2 separate regions of the Homo sapiens genome follow, and region 2 is linked to region 1. Evidence: chromatin contacts called from ENCODE Hi-C or POLR2A ChIA-PET data. All regions are on one chromosome and are shown on one strand. Each heading gives the region's core, a stretch centred on a gene start or an enhancer-like site at or near the end of the contact. The rest is flanking DNA. Distances are from core to core; before and after follow the strand shown. Region 1 overlaps JADE2 (jade family PHD finger 2). Region 2 overlaps PITX1-AS1 (PITX1 antisense RNA 1).

Evidence for each region. Hi-C counts contacts between places; a loop is a spot of excess contacts on that map. ChIA-PET counts read pairs that join two places held with the same protein, here RNA polymerase II (POLR2A). Pooled maps may share reads with other maps.
Region 2: a loop to region 1 is called in a map with no recorded cell type, with 13 times the contacts of the local background. The contact joins two enhancer-like sites. A Hi-C loop is called at or near these places in 1 of 168 maps with a recorded cell type or tissue (MCF 10A), 3 of 37 single-sample maps with no recorded cell type and 9 of 50 pooled maps. POLR2A ChIA-PET finds 5 or more read pairs at or near these places in 1 of 52 experiments (RWPE1).

The regions. Positions count from the first base shown.
Region 1 is chr5:134,582,870-134,590,180 of GRCh38, reverse strand. JADE2 (jade family PHD finger 2) reads right to left here. Exons shown (of 12, transcript NM_001388185.1): 12 at 6,954-7,311. Among named protein-coding and RNA genes, the nearest start is that of SAR1B, 46 kb to the left of the region's middle. Within about 2 kb of position 3,205, at least 8 of the 41 ENCODE cell types and tissues checked have a DNase peak (open chromatin) inside an H3K27ac peak, as active enhancers do.
Region 2 is chr5:135,185,693-135,192,783 of GRCh38, reverse strand. All of the region lies in intron 3 of PITX1-AS1 (PITX1 antisense RNA 1), which reads right to left. Among named protein-coding and RNA genes, the nearest start is that of LINC02900, 59 kb to the left of the region's middle. RefSeq lists a silencer at 1,364-1,543. Within about 2 kb of position 1,268, at least 5 of the 41 ENCODE cell types and tissues checked have a DNase peak (open chromatin) inside an H3K27ac peak, as active enhancers do.

The DNA.
Region 1 (7,311 bases), core at 1,956-4,455:
GAAAAGCAGAGGCCCAACATGAACTCTTTTTAAAAAAAAACTGTTTTAAAATGGTTTCTTCTGATGGCCGGGCACGGTGGCTCACGCCTGTAATCCCAGCACTTTGGGAGGCTGAGGCAGGCGGATCACTTGAGGCCAGAGTTTGAGACCAGCCTGGCCAATGTGGCGAAACCCTGTCTCTACTAAAAATACAAAAATTAGCTCGTTGTGAGTGCCATAATGCCAGCTACTTGAGGGGCTGAGGCACAAGAATTGCTTGAACCCAGGAGGTGGAGGTTACAGTGAGCCAAGATCGTGCCACTGCACTCTAGCCTGGGTGACAGAGTGAAACTATCTTAAAAAAAAAAATTCCCCAGAAGTAAAATAAAATGGTTTCTTTTGCTTTACATTATGTTTGTTGCAACAAAGCAGTTGGGTGGTATTACATGTAGCAGGTTTTTTTTTTTTTCTACAGTATCATTTTTTTCTTAAACTGCAGCAAAACAAACAAACAAAAACCCCAAAAACACAAAATTCACTCTCCCGGGCTAGGTACGTGTAATCCAGCACTTTGAGATTCCTCGAGCTCAGAGGTTTGAGACCAGCTTGAGCAACTTGGCGAGACCCTGGCTCTACTAGAGAAAACAAAACAAAACAAAACACAACAAAAACAGCTGGTCATGATAGTGTGTGCCTGTGGTCCTAGCTATTCGGGAGGCTGAGGTGGGAGGAGCACTTGAGCCTGGGGGCATGCAGAGGTTGCAGCAAACCAAGATCGTGCCACTGTACTCCAGCCTGGGTGACAGAGTGAGACCCTGTCTCAAAAATAAAAAAATAAATTCACCCTCCCAACAATTTCCAAGTGTAAAGTACAATATTGTCAACCACATGCCATTGATGGGCAGCAGAGCCCTGGAACCACCCTCCCGTCCTGACTCTGTGCCTCCTAATCAATTCTCTTCCTCCTCCCCCCAGCCCCTGGCAACTACCTTTCTACTTTCTGCTCTATGATTTTGACTACTCTAAGTACCTCCTATAAGTGGAATCATACAGCATTTGACTTTTTTTGACTGGCTTATTTTGCTTAGCATAATTTCCTGCAGGTTGATCCATGCTGTAGCACAGGACAGGATTTCCTTCTTTTTTAAGGCTGAATAATATTCCATTGTATGTGTATACATTTTCTTTATCCATTCATCTGTCAATGGATATTTAGGTTGCTCCTACCTCTTGGCTATTGTGAACAGTGCTCCCACCAATCTGAACTCTTTAGATGTTGAGCTGAGACAGCAAATAAATGGGCTTGTGAGCTCTGGGGAGCAGAGGTCCTTCAAGGACACTACGGAGCTTCTGTTCAGCATTGGATTGGAATGTCAGGTATAAGGGAGGCTGTGGCTGAGTTAAGACAGGCCCAGCTGTGTCCTGGGTCACTGGCTGCAGCCCATTTTCCATTGTTCTCACACTGTAGGTGTCATCATGTTGGGGTTGTTGGGATAGTTTAGGATTTGCCACAGTGTATAAAACATGGAAAACCATGCTCCTGCCTCAGCCCCCTGCCTGGAACACAGTGGAAAGAGGGACCTGAGGCTTCCCACTAGGAATGCCAGGGAAAATACAGGATGCAATATTTGGAAAATGTACTGAGGAACTACTCTCTGAAATTTGAATGTAACTACATGCCCTATATTTTTATTTGCTAAATCTGACAGCCTCCCTCCTACCCACTGAAAATCTCTCCAGCCAGCAAATGGGGACCCTGTATCCCTACCCATGTTTCCTCAGAATGGGCTGGTGCGGATGCTTCTGAGCTCAGGCCTGGCTTGGAGTACTGGGGGCCAAGCAATACTCTGCTACGATGAGCTTGCCCTTAAGCCACCTGCTTGACTGAAACCCCATCCTTTCTTCCCTCCCTTTGACTCTTGGCAGGGAGTCCATCTGAACTCAAAAGGCTGCCTTGAAGTCCATATTTTATTATCTCTCTAAAAAAATTTTCTTCAGACAGGTATGGTGGTTCATGCCTGTAATCCCAGAGCTTTGAGAGACCAAGGGCTGAGGTGGGAGGATCACTTGAGCCCAGGAGTTGAAGGCTACAGTGAGCTGTGATTGCACCACTGTGCTCTAGCCTAGGCAGCAGAGTGAGACCCTATCTCAAAGAGTGAGACCCTGTCTCTTTTTTTTTTTTTTTTTTTTTTTTTTTTTTTTTTGCAGTAGAGATGAGGTCTCACTATGTTGCTCAGGCTGGGCCTGAACTCATGGGCTCAAGCGATCTTCCCAATTCAGCTTCCTAAAGCACTGGTATTACAGACATGAGCCACCACTCCTGGCCAATCTCCTTTTTTTTTCAGATGGAGTCTTGCTCTGTCACCCAGGCTGGAGTGTGATGGCACCATCTCGGCTCACTGCAACCTCTGCTTCCTGGGTTCAAGGGATTCTCCTGCCTCAGCCTCCTGAGTAGCTGGGATTACAGGTGCCCGCCACCATGCCTGGCTGATTTTTGTATTTTTAGTGGAGACGGGGTTTCACCATGTTGGCCAGGCTGGTCTCAAACTCTTGACCTTGTGATCCGCTTGCCTCGGCCTCCCAAAGTGCTGGGATTACAGGTGTGAGCCACCGCGCCCGGCCCTCCTCTTTTTTATTCATTATTTTTATTTTAATTTTCTTTTCTTTTTTTTTTTTTTTTTTTTTTTTTTTTTTTTTGAGACAGGGTAGTTGCGAGGCCACTTGGAGCTACCTGCATTTCCAGCATGGGCCAGAGGTGCCTATGTGAGTCCTGAAGCTTTCATCGCCAAGAAAAGATGCCTTTGCTGCCTCCTCTGGCCGCTCTGAACACAGTCGGAGGCTGCAAGGAGGACTGAGGCCAGCTCTAGAAGGACCAAGTGCTCTCTCTCTCTCCACTCTGCTGTGAACTTCCTTCCTTTCTTTGGCAGGGTCTGGGTCTCCTTAGCCACCCATCCAACCCGGGACTGGGCACCCAGCGGACCTCAGCCAATAGTTTATTCTCCCAAGAGGCGCCTCGTCCCTTAACAACCACCCTGTCACTGAAGCCTGATAGAGAAGACTCTACTCTGCCCTGGCTGGCAAGGGGGCATGCAGCAGGAGGTGCTGGAGTGCAGGAGCCTCAGCAGGGACAGAGGAGGGGGAGGCTGGAGCTCTGCAACCTGGAAATGAGGGGTTGGCCCTGGCCCTGTGGGCCTTGCCACCCGCGGTGGGAGTTGCCAGGGCTAGGGCCTAGCGGGCAGCAGGGGGCGCCCCAGACCCTATCTTGCAGGAGTTTGGAGCGACTAAGGGAATTCAGAGAGGGCAATGGAGACTTTCCTCACCCCACAGATTAATACTCTCTCACTAGCAGCACAGTCTCAGTGTGTCACTGCACACTGATTTGTGATTATCTACTTAAAGTCTGTCTCCCACTTTGGCCTGGTCTCTGGAAGGGGCGTGTTGTCCCCACAGTGTCCTCAGGGCCCTGCAGCAGATTCTCAGTGAGTGCTGAATCAATATCTCAATATCTGCATGAATGAAAGGTGGTTCCCTAGGCTGGGCGCAGTGGTTCACACCTGTAATCCCAGCACTTTGGGAGGCCGAGTCAGACAGATCACGAGGTCAGGAAATCGAGACCAGCCTGGGCAGCCTGGTGAGACCCCGTTTCTACTAAAAATACAAAAAATGAGCCAGACGTGGTGGCGAGTGCCTGTAGTCCCAGCTACTTGGGAGGCTGAGGCAGGAGAATCGCTTGATCCCGGGAGGCAGAGGTTGTAGTGAGGAGGGATCGCGCCACTGCACTCCAGGCTGGCCAACAGAGTGAGACTCCGTCTCAAAAAAACAAAAACAAAAACAAAGGTAGTCCCCAAGACCACCCCCAGCCTCCCATCAGATCCCTATGCCATCAGCTGTGAGTCCTGGTGGCAAGAGGACTGGCCCACCATGAGGGAGCTGCGACCAGGTCAGTGCCATCCTCCTCCAGTCCCACACTCAGGGGCTCTCAGCGGGCAGGGATAGCCAACTCCAGGGGAGAAGCCTAGGAGTGCTAATCAAATGTGAGACTCCCACCCTCAAGCAGCCATGTAGGCTGGTGCAGAGAGGATCCCAGAGGGACCAGGGCTGGGAATGCAGGGCCAGGCCTGGTGGTCCTCAACCTCCTGCCTTCCCTTGGGGAAGGGGGTCAGGGGTTCCTCATGGCTATCTGTCTCTCACTCCATAGGAGCCTGGATGACTCCTGGGCAACTCAAGGGAAGGCTGAGGGTCTCTAGGGCTCTGCTGCCCAACAGGGTAGCTACTAGCCACATGTGGCTTTGAGCACTTGAAATGTGGCTAGTCTGAATTGAGATGTGCTGTAAGTGTAAAATACACCCTGGATTGTGAAAAGAATGCAAAATCTCTCATTAATAGTTATTTTACATTGATTACATGTTTAAAGACATTTGGATGTAATGGGTTAAATAAAATATATTATTAAAATTCCCTATATCTGTTTTTGTTTGTTTGTTTTTTGAAACAGAGTCTCACTCTGTCGCCCAGGCTATAGTGTAGTGGTGCTATCATGGCTCACTGCAGCCTCAACCTCCCAAGCTCAAGCAATCCTCCCACCTCAGCCACCCGAGTACCTAGGACTAAAAGTGTGCGCCACCATGCCCAGCCAATTAAAATTTTTTTTTTTGTAGAGATGGGGTCTTGCCATGTTGTCTAGGCTGGTCTCGAACTCCTGGGTTCAAGCAATCCTCCTGCCTCGGCCTTCCAAAGTGCTGGGATTACAGGCATTAGCCACCATACCTGGCCCTGTTTTTCACTTTTTAAAAATGGGGCTACTAGAATTTCAAATGTGACTTGCACTATATTTCTAAAGAACAGACCAACATGTACCCTGAATCCCCCTGCCCTACATTTATCAGCTGGGTTAGGTTCACAGGTGAGGTTTTATTTATTTATTTTGTTTGTTTTTATTTTTGTTTTTTTTAAAGACAGACTCTTGCGCTGTCTCCCAGGCTGGAGTGCAGTGGCATGATCTTGGCTCACTGCAACCTCTGCCTCCCGGGTTCAAGCAATTCTCCTGCCTCAACCTCCCTTTAGTCCCTGTAGCTGGGATTACAGGTGTGCATCCCCACACCTGGCTAATTTTTTGTGTTTTTAGTAGAGATGAGGTTTCACCAGGTTGGCCAGGATGGTCTCAAACTCCTGACCTCAAATGATCCACCTGTCTTGGCCTCCCAAAGTGCTGGCATTACAGGTATAAGCCACCTGGCCCAGCCGACACAGGTGTGGTTTTAGAGTGAGGGGCAAGCCTGAGTCATTCTTCTGGATCACTGTGGTCCTGCTTTGGGCTGGCTGCAGGAGGAGGGAGAAGCTGTGGTGCCAAGTCCACGGCAGCTGGGCCATGGGGCTGACAGTTTCTTACCATGGCCAGGTGGGCTGGCCACCCAGATACCCCCTCAGCCCCAGGGCTGATTTCCTGCCAGCATCCCATGCTGATTCCACAGTTGAGGACGCTGAGCTCTTCCCATTCACAGCTGAGCTGCTGGAGCTGGGGCTGAGAGAACATCCACAGCCTGTTTTTCCAGGTTCCCAGGTGCCCTAACAGGGAGACCTCCCTCCACGGGCATTTTGGGCACACACACACTCCACCCCAAATTTACTTCCAATACCTTGTGCATTGTGGACTCAGAACATTGGATCTGGAGGCACCCTTGGGAACCTACCGTCTACTGCTCTGGAGAGGAAATGGGTCAATTCTCTGTGGCAAACAACTAAGTCAGTGGCCCCAGAAGCTAAGATGCTTTGAGTCTTAATGTAACCTCTGTCCCTCACAGCCTTGTTCTGAGCCCTCAGAGGAGGTTCAAGACCCTCCCGATATAGCTTGATCCATCTTTGCATAGGCCAAACCCTCTATGAGGAATGCCCGTCATCCCTTTCTCCGATGCAGCTTCCCTTGGGCTAGCAACTATTTTTCATTAGGTCTCCAATGTCTGGAGGTTCTAGGGGGACAGGGGCCTGGTGACATGCACAGTATACAACCCAGCACACTGGCAGTGAGGTGTCCGGTCAAGACTACTTGTTGAATGAATCAATGAATCAATGAATTAATGGTGTCACTTCCTCAGAGAAACCCTTCCTGAACCCCTTCACCCCTAGACCAGCCCAGGCCTCCATGAAAACTCCCAGTTCCCTCACTGCCTGTGTGAGCCACCCCAAGCAAGGACAGCAGCTATATTCCCCACACTCTTTTCAGAGCCTGGCTCAGGGTAGGTGCTCAGAAAATCATGAATGAAAAACAAACTCAAGCAAAAATCTTCACTGACCTAGGGACACTCCCTGGAGGCTCCTCCCAAACTTTCCTACGGTCCCAGACAGGTGGTTGTAGCAGGTGGGGAGTGCAGCAGTCCTGCCTTGGATGCAGAGCTTTACCTCTTAGCACATCTTCGACTTTAGGTGCATCCCTCATCCTCTCAATTCCAGGGGAACATATTGAAGATCAAATGAAATACTGCCCTGAGGCTAGGGGCGGCTTACGCCTGTAGTCCCAGGACTTCAGGAGGCCGAGGAAGACGGATCACTTGGGCCCAGGAGTTTGAGACCAGCCTGGGCAACATGGGAAAACCCTGTCTCTACAAAAATTACCAAAATCAGCCAGGCATGGTGGCATGCACCTGTAGTCACAGCTACACGGAAGGCTGAGGTGGGAAGACAGCTTGAGCGCGGGATGTCAAGGCTGCAGTGAATCAAGATTGCAGCCTGGGTGACAGAGTGAAATCCTGTCTCAAATAATAATAATAATAATAATAATGAAAAATATAAATACTGCTCTGAAATTATAGCCCTTGGTGTGCACTGAACATCTTTATTATGATTCCTTAGGAGGTGGCAGCTGATCCCTTGGAAAACTCAGGGACCCCGTGGTTTTGCTGAGCCCATTGTCGGGTGTGTGTGTGGGACTCCCAGGGTTCCCTACCCCATCCAATGCAATGGAGCCTCACACCAGCCAGCACAGAAAACACTGCTTTATTAACTGCGTTTGCCAACACACGAGGAGTGCAAAGGGCTCCCTATGACACAAGCCCTGGTGGGGCCGGGGTCTGGAAGCCCCCATGAGTGAGCAGGACAGGATGGGGCTGGGAACTATGCAGCAGCGGCAACACAGAATCATGCAGGGCACAGCGGGCACTGGCCACACCCAGGTGACCATACATTCTATTGCTCGTTAAGGGTTGCGCACATGGACAATGTACAAAAAGGAGAAATAGGTCTTTGCGTTAATGAAAAATACATTTTTTCTCTACAAAGGAATCTTTTCTAATACAAGAAAATAAATATTGCAACATAAGCCAAAAATAATTTAAAATT
Region 2 (7,091 bases), core at 19-2,518, 600 kb before region 1:
ATAACTTTTCAGGACTAGGTTCTGAGCAGCCATTTGGCCAAATACCAGAGTCTCTTTCTATGATCTCAGAGACCAGGAGGTAAGAACATTTTGGCCTCAGATAAGCCAGGAGACAATCACCTAAAAACAGACATCCTTGGGCTTTGACAGCCAACTCCCTCTATAGGGGAGAGAGAAGGTGTCTGGGTTAGATACCCATGGGTCCTGCTGCTACCAGCTGAAGGCCCCATGGGAACTGCTTGACCTGTGCTGGTAAAATGAGGGTGCAAGGGCAGTCCAGCCATGCTGGACGCGCAGCATGGAGCACGGATGCCCTGCTGCACCCAGACGCCAAGTATCATGCTTGCACATGCTGCAGGCAGGCGTGGCCAAGCAGGACACAGCCTTTGTGTATAAAACCACCACAGAACGAGAAAACATTGCGTCTGAAATGGGGCCAAGGCTCCTCCATTGACAAACATCTACTGTGATTCCCAGCCCCTTCTGAAAAGGCCTAGGGGAAAGTCATGGCTCCAGGCCCCCTTCCCCAAGACAGGAATGAGAGTATCACCACACACAGCCTCTCCCCTCAGTGCTACTGAGCCCCATGTGACATCCTCACAGGCCAAATCCATTCACAAAACTCAGTCCCCTCAGGACATAGATATCTAGTTTTGCCCCCATGGTTTAGAAATATAGCTGCTATACTACCTTCTACCCAAAACCCAAAACAGCCACCAAGAGCCCCACTTTGCTGGAGACTTCCTGATAGGGTTGTTTGTGTGGGTAGATTCAAGCCTGTTTGTGGTGGATACCTAGGAACCCAGCCCCTGGGAACAGAATGGCTAATCCATGATATTTGAGGGTGGTCCATGACTTCCAATGAAAAGGCATGGCACCGTCCTTGGATCTGAAGCTCCTCAAACCTTCTTCCTGACTTCCGGCGGAAGCCCCTGTGCTGCTCTTGGGAAGTAGAGCCTGCTCCCAAGCTGAACAAGCGGGTTTATACCCCGCTTGCCCCACTGTACCCCGCCAAGCAGGGCACGCCAGCAGAACTGTCCAGAGGAAGCCATGGCGCAGCCTGGCTCCCGCTAAGGCTCTCCCACCGCACTGTCGCAGGAGAGCCCGGGACGGCCTGGCTCCTGCTCTCAGAGATACCCTCAGCAGGTCGGCCAGCCCAGGACGTGGAGCGCACAAGTCATGAATTCCAGGCAAGCCACTGAAGCGTGGCTTCTCCCCGTAGCGTCAGCACCACCGGCGGCCAACAGGTGGCAGGAGAGCTTCGGGGAGCGCGCACCTGAGGCCCGCGGCTGGGTCTCAGGCTGCAGCGGCAGAGGCCGAGGTCTCCCTCTCGCTGCGACCCACGGGGGAAGACAGAGCCTGCCGGGGCTAGGAAGAGAAGGCGCAGAACGGCGTGCGGGAGCGAGCTAGCGGGGCCTCTACTTTGCGCCGCAAGCCGCGAAGCAGCTCCTGGCCGCCAGCCCCGCAGCTGCCCCCTCAGGCCTCCCTGGCTGCGTGCAGACCCGTCGCGGGACCTGGCCGGGAGCCGACCTCGACTCCACCCCCGGGGCTGGCACCCCCACCCCCGCAGACCCCAGGCCAGGGCCAGACCATCTGGGCTGTTCTGGGTCCCGCGACGGGGTTTTGAATTACTTCTAAATCATGTCCTTTGCTCCTAAAGAGCAAGCAGGCAGTGGCCGATGGAGGTGAGAGAGACAGCCCAGAGATACGGGGTCGTGGCCGTCATCGGCACCCCTTGTTGGCTTCCTGCTACAAGCCGTGATGATAAAATTACGGTTTTTGTGAAAACCAGAATGGTAACAGAGGAATTTTTCCTTTTTATAAATAACTAACATTTCCTACCACCAAATTCCAAAACTGCCAGAGGGAACCCCTTCCGCAACGCCACAGCACTTTGTTCTGCATTGCCCCACACTACACAGGCAGCGAAAGGAATCCATCAGGTTTAATTTGTTCTGCTCTGGTCAGAACTGAGGTCTCTAGAAGCCTCGCATATACTTTACCATTTTAAGTTTGAGAACCCTAAACTAATGATGTGAAACTAATGTAGTGTAACACCAAGTGCCCTCTCTGCCAGTAGGAAATAATTTCTGCAGCGCTTCTAAAAACCAAACCAAACCAAACAAATAAATCAAATGATTTTACAATGTGGAAAAGCCATGAGCGAGCCGGCTGGGCCGTGGCTCTGTTTGGGGGAAGCAGGCGGTTTGAGAGGCTCAGCGACTCAGCCGCGAGCAGTTTTCCTGGGCTGGGGTGTCTGCAGCTGGGAGCGGCATTCGAGCTCTGGCCCAGCAGGCCTCGGGAAAACAATCTGGGCCACAAATTCAACATGACAGTTTTAACAAATACGATTTCAACTTTTATATTTGGATTTAGGAAGGAGATGATGGCCTTACCCCGGAATCACTATTAAATAATAAGCTTATAACATATTTGCTGACGGCAATATAGACCCTGCTTCAAATTAACTTTAAAATGTGCTGCCGATACATACGGCTTATACTTAGAAAGAAAACAAAGCTGGTGACCGGGCAGATTGAGTCAAGAGGCAAATGTACAGAAATGTACACAGAGTTGATCAGAGTTTTTGCTACCTGAACAGCCAAAGGAGGCTTTAAAATTCAAGTTAGTTCTTTAAAGACTTATAATAATAATTTTCCCCCAACTGATTAGAATATCAGTCTTTAAACATTTAAAGCAAGCTCAAGTTCTGACCATTTCAGCTTCTCAGAAGTGTAGACATTTTTTAATGCATTTACTTTATTGTGAAATTGCAATATTTGTTAATGAAAGAGAATTGGTTGCATCTGTCTATTTTACAGGTTTTTAATATCCACTAGTCATTTGACCAATGTAGAAAGCAAATAAATATTTTCCCCTCATGTCATTTTTTTAATTTCCCAGAAACAAGTGTTCCTTTATTATCTGTGACCTACTCAAATGAGAATTATTTTTAAAGAGTTGCAGGTTTCTATACCTGCTGGAGTGTTTAGAGCCCAAAGCACTGTATTTCTCTAGAACATTTTTGTTGAGCTTTAACACAGTCTTACCTGCATATCTTATATTACTTGGAATTGGGTAACATACATCACTTTGGAAAAGATAAACAGGCTACTATAAAAGACAGGAAATAAATAACTCATAAGGTCACCTTTGGTTGAAGCAATCTTATTCTAGTACTAGAAAATATTCGTTTATTTTTTTAAAAAATACAAATAAAGGAGCAAACCTGAAAGAATTAACTAAAGATTCAAATAATACAACTGTCTGTTGCCTTGTGTCCATGTGGGGTTTCACACAAAATTGGGTTTGAGTTTATTGGAGAAATTAAGGTTATTTGAATCAACACTGAGACGTAGGTCTACAAATCATTTATCACTCACTCATTCACTAGCAGAAAAGCATCTATGGGACCCTTTTGTATGGGAAGGCTTGCGTTTCTGAGAGCAGAGGCACAAAAGAGAAGCCTTCGTTGTTGGTTAAAAATGATTACAGCTAATACCTGACCGTGGCCGATTTTCCTGTCGTTCACCACTTTAACATCGGAAACATGTGATCGGCCCTCCAGATGCCCATTATTAATTGCATGCCCTTTGATGTCTGAACATCGATGGAATCTACAAAAGCATTAACGTAAGAAAATATGCCTCCTGAAAAATTCCCAAGTCACTGACTGGTGATCGGCGCATGTTCCCATTCGTTTGCTCACCTTCAGTGGCACTGTGAAAATAGCCCCAAACCCCAGACATTTTGCCACGAGTTTGGGCAAAAAAAAATTTCAAGACTTGTTTACAGTTTCTACTTCAAGTGGGGGAAAAAATGGCACATTTGCACATTCAAGAAGTATCTGTGTAATTTAAGATAACACATTTCTAAAATGCTTAAGGTTCAGGAATTTGCATGAACATAATTATAAAGAAAGAAAGAGAGGAGAGATAAAACAACAGTTAAACAGTTCCACTGGACAAGTGAATAAAGGCACCTCATTATAAATATCTCCACTTCGCTATGTTTATTTTCTCCCAAGAGACAACTTTATTTTTTAAAGCCTTATCATGAAGGAAATCGCTGACTATAGGTAAATTTCTTTTCTCAGGCGGAACTCAAAGATATTGTTATAACATGTTTTCTTGTGTGCAATTTCAAAACAAATAGACTTTTGTTTTTACAAACCATTTATTTGGGGAGGTTTATTTGAAGAAAAATTTTCCTCTGCAAAGAAAAATTTATAAAAAGCTACATGTGCAGATTACTTGACCCACTGCCTATCATAACATCTTTACACATCTCAAGGATTTAACATAGTGAAAGGAAAAGAGTAAAGAGGGTTTGAAGGGTAGCCCAGCACGGCTTGCATGGATGGCTGCTTTCCTATGCAGAGCTCAGAAACACATCCATCCCAGAAATATTTGTTTATCATGAAAAAATATTTGAGCCACTCATACTGAATTCTTTCACATTTTTGGGCAAGGTCTTTTTGCCATCTGGAATTAGGTATGTTAGTGAAGCTTATATTTTCAAATATTAGATTTTCTATCATTGTCTGAAATTCTCTCAAAGTATTGAATTGAACAGTCTTACCTTACCAAAAATAGAGGTAGAGTGCAGCAACTAAAAATAATAATGTTTAAAGAAAAAAAAAATCTCTTCCAAAGAGTGAAGCTGAAAAAAGTATCACAGTGTACATCTTTCTAAGAGTTAAATAACCTCCGACAGAGCTACAATAAAACTGATCGGCATTCGCTATCTGAAATGATGTGCAATTAAAAGCTAAGTAAATATTTAAAACAATCTTCCTTGCTCAAAAGAAGAATTGGAAAATTAAACATTTACAGCCAGAAATCTTGGAATCTCAATTTTTATACTTTGCAAGGGTACAAAATAAATGTGGAGATGCAGTTACCAATTCTTGAAAGATTCCCTCTGCAAACAATATCATGGCTTCTACGTGTGTGCAAGCCCCGCAAACATAATGATGCATTAGCTAAACATAAACCCTCTCCGAATTCCTGGTAAATCTAAATATGTACGAAATTAAAATGGAAACAAGGAACAAGTCTAGTGTTAGTCCTTTCAAAATACTAATTTAATAACTCTCCAAGAAATAGAGTGTTTTAGGAAAGGCAACCCAGATGTCAGCATATAAAATCAAGCTATAAAGCACCCTTCAAGTATATTTCAATCATTTTTAAATATTTACATTTAATAAGGACAAGTTTTTATGGCAAGAAGAGGTAATTACACTTATCATTCATGGAAAAATGTACTTTTAATGGCTTGTATATTGATTTGCAAAGGTGAAATAGTAACCTAAAATATGTAATTGTCTTTTTTTCCCTTCTGTTCAGCAATTTGCTGCTCTGGCAAAGCAAAATATGAAATGCTAGATGTGCCGCTGTTAGCGGCGGTGAGGCCGGTGTTGAAAATATTCACTTACACACATTGTTCCCTCTTTTCTCCACGTCTCCTATTATGCTAAACTGAAACCCCAAGTATCTGTGCTTTGGGGGATAATTAGAAGAATCTTATCGGGCTTTTATAGCCCTTCCTAATGAGGCTATTTATTTGGCAAACATTAGCCAGCCGAAGGATTAGTATCACCTTGATATGGACCTTATTGAAGCTGCTACCCTCTTGCCTGCTCTGCACAAAAGCCTATCTTATCAGCAGAATAGGCTCAGTGCAGGCAAGTCATGGCTTCTGAAAATTCACCAGGGGTCAGCCTTCATTAGTCAGAAGTTCTGACCAGAAGCTGAGGCAAATTCAGGTTTGGCCACTTTGAGGCCAGTAAACCCAATCAATTCAGTGTGGTGGGTTGCTGGGAAGATGGGGAGGGGCAGGAGCCCAGCAATCATCTGGGTGAGTCTTGGGAGAAATATCACCAACATTCGGCACACAGAGTTCACCCCTGGGAGGGATCCAGGCCTCCAATTCCCAGGGACCTTCCTCCTTACAAGGAAATAAATACACTTCAGGGATCTCAGAGAGCAAAATGACATAGGCTTTCTCTACCTGTCCATGTCAGCCAGGAAAGCAAGTCAATGGGAACTGGTTACCTGTCCTAAAATACCTTGCTCCAAGCCAATGCCCTCTTATTCTGATGCTTTGACAGAATCCCAGAGGGAGCGTCTTAATTTGATTAAAAGTGATTTTGAAAGTAATTTAAAATGAATTCATAAATAAAATACTCTCACCTCTGGCAGGGAGGGCAAAGGGCTTTGCATGCCTGGACTGGGAAGTCCTGACACATTCTGGAACTCTAAGAAGAACAGACTAGAGAAATAAACCGTTCAGGCAAGCTTTTCAAAATCAGCCAACGTGGAATTCTTAGTCCAAGGCTTCTGACTTCATTTTGGGCAACTAGGCTGGAGGGGACAACCTTGGGGTGGGATGACAGGGGTTAGGTTTGCAAATGACCTAAGGTGAATAAATATTTGTAAAACACTTTGAGAGTTAACGAGCTACACAAGCACCTCGGCTATAGAAAAGGCCTCCATTCCGTCACTTAGGAAATGTTTCAGGGGATCTGATATTTGAGGCCTAAGTCAAAATGTGGCCTGAAGGAGCAGACCCCTAAGGGCAGGTGACCAGACTCTGGGTGGCAGAAGGCTCCATAAAGAACACTGTATTGTGAGTTTGCCTCGAGAAAGAAATTTTCAACTCCAAAATCTGCCATCACTGACTAGCCCTTTCTCTGTTGGTAAGCCTACTTGTGGGTTCTCTCTTGGAATGCCTGGCGACCACTCCCTTCTGGGACCCTAGACCCCTAGAATAACTGCTAGGGCAAGATGGGCATTCTGAAAGGCTGTCACCCCTCCTCCTGAGCTAGGGCTTGACAACGTTCAATCCTTAGAAGGGAGTGAGGACTGAAGCTGCTGGGTTGGCCTCCCTGCCTTTGTCTAAGACAGGCACTCTAACCACAAAAACAACTCTTGCAATTGGCACCGCTTCCATCACCATAGCAACTGGTGCTTCTAGAAAGGCTAAAGAATTGGTTTAAGATTCACAGCCAAATTTAAATTTCCTCAGCTCACTTTGCTTCTCCCTCATCCCCTACCCATCCTCTGGGACTTTCAAGAGCCTGGGGCTTT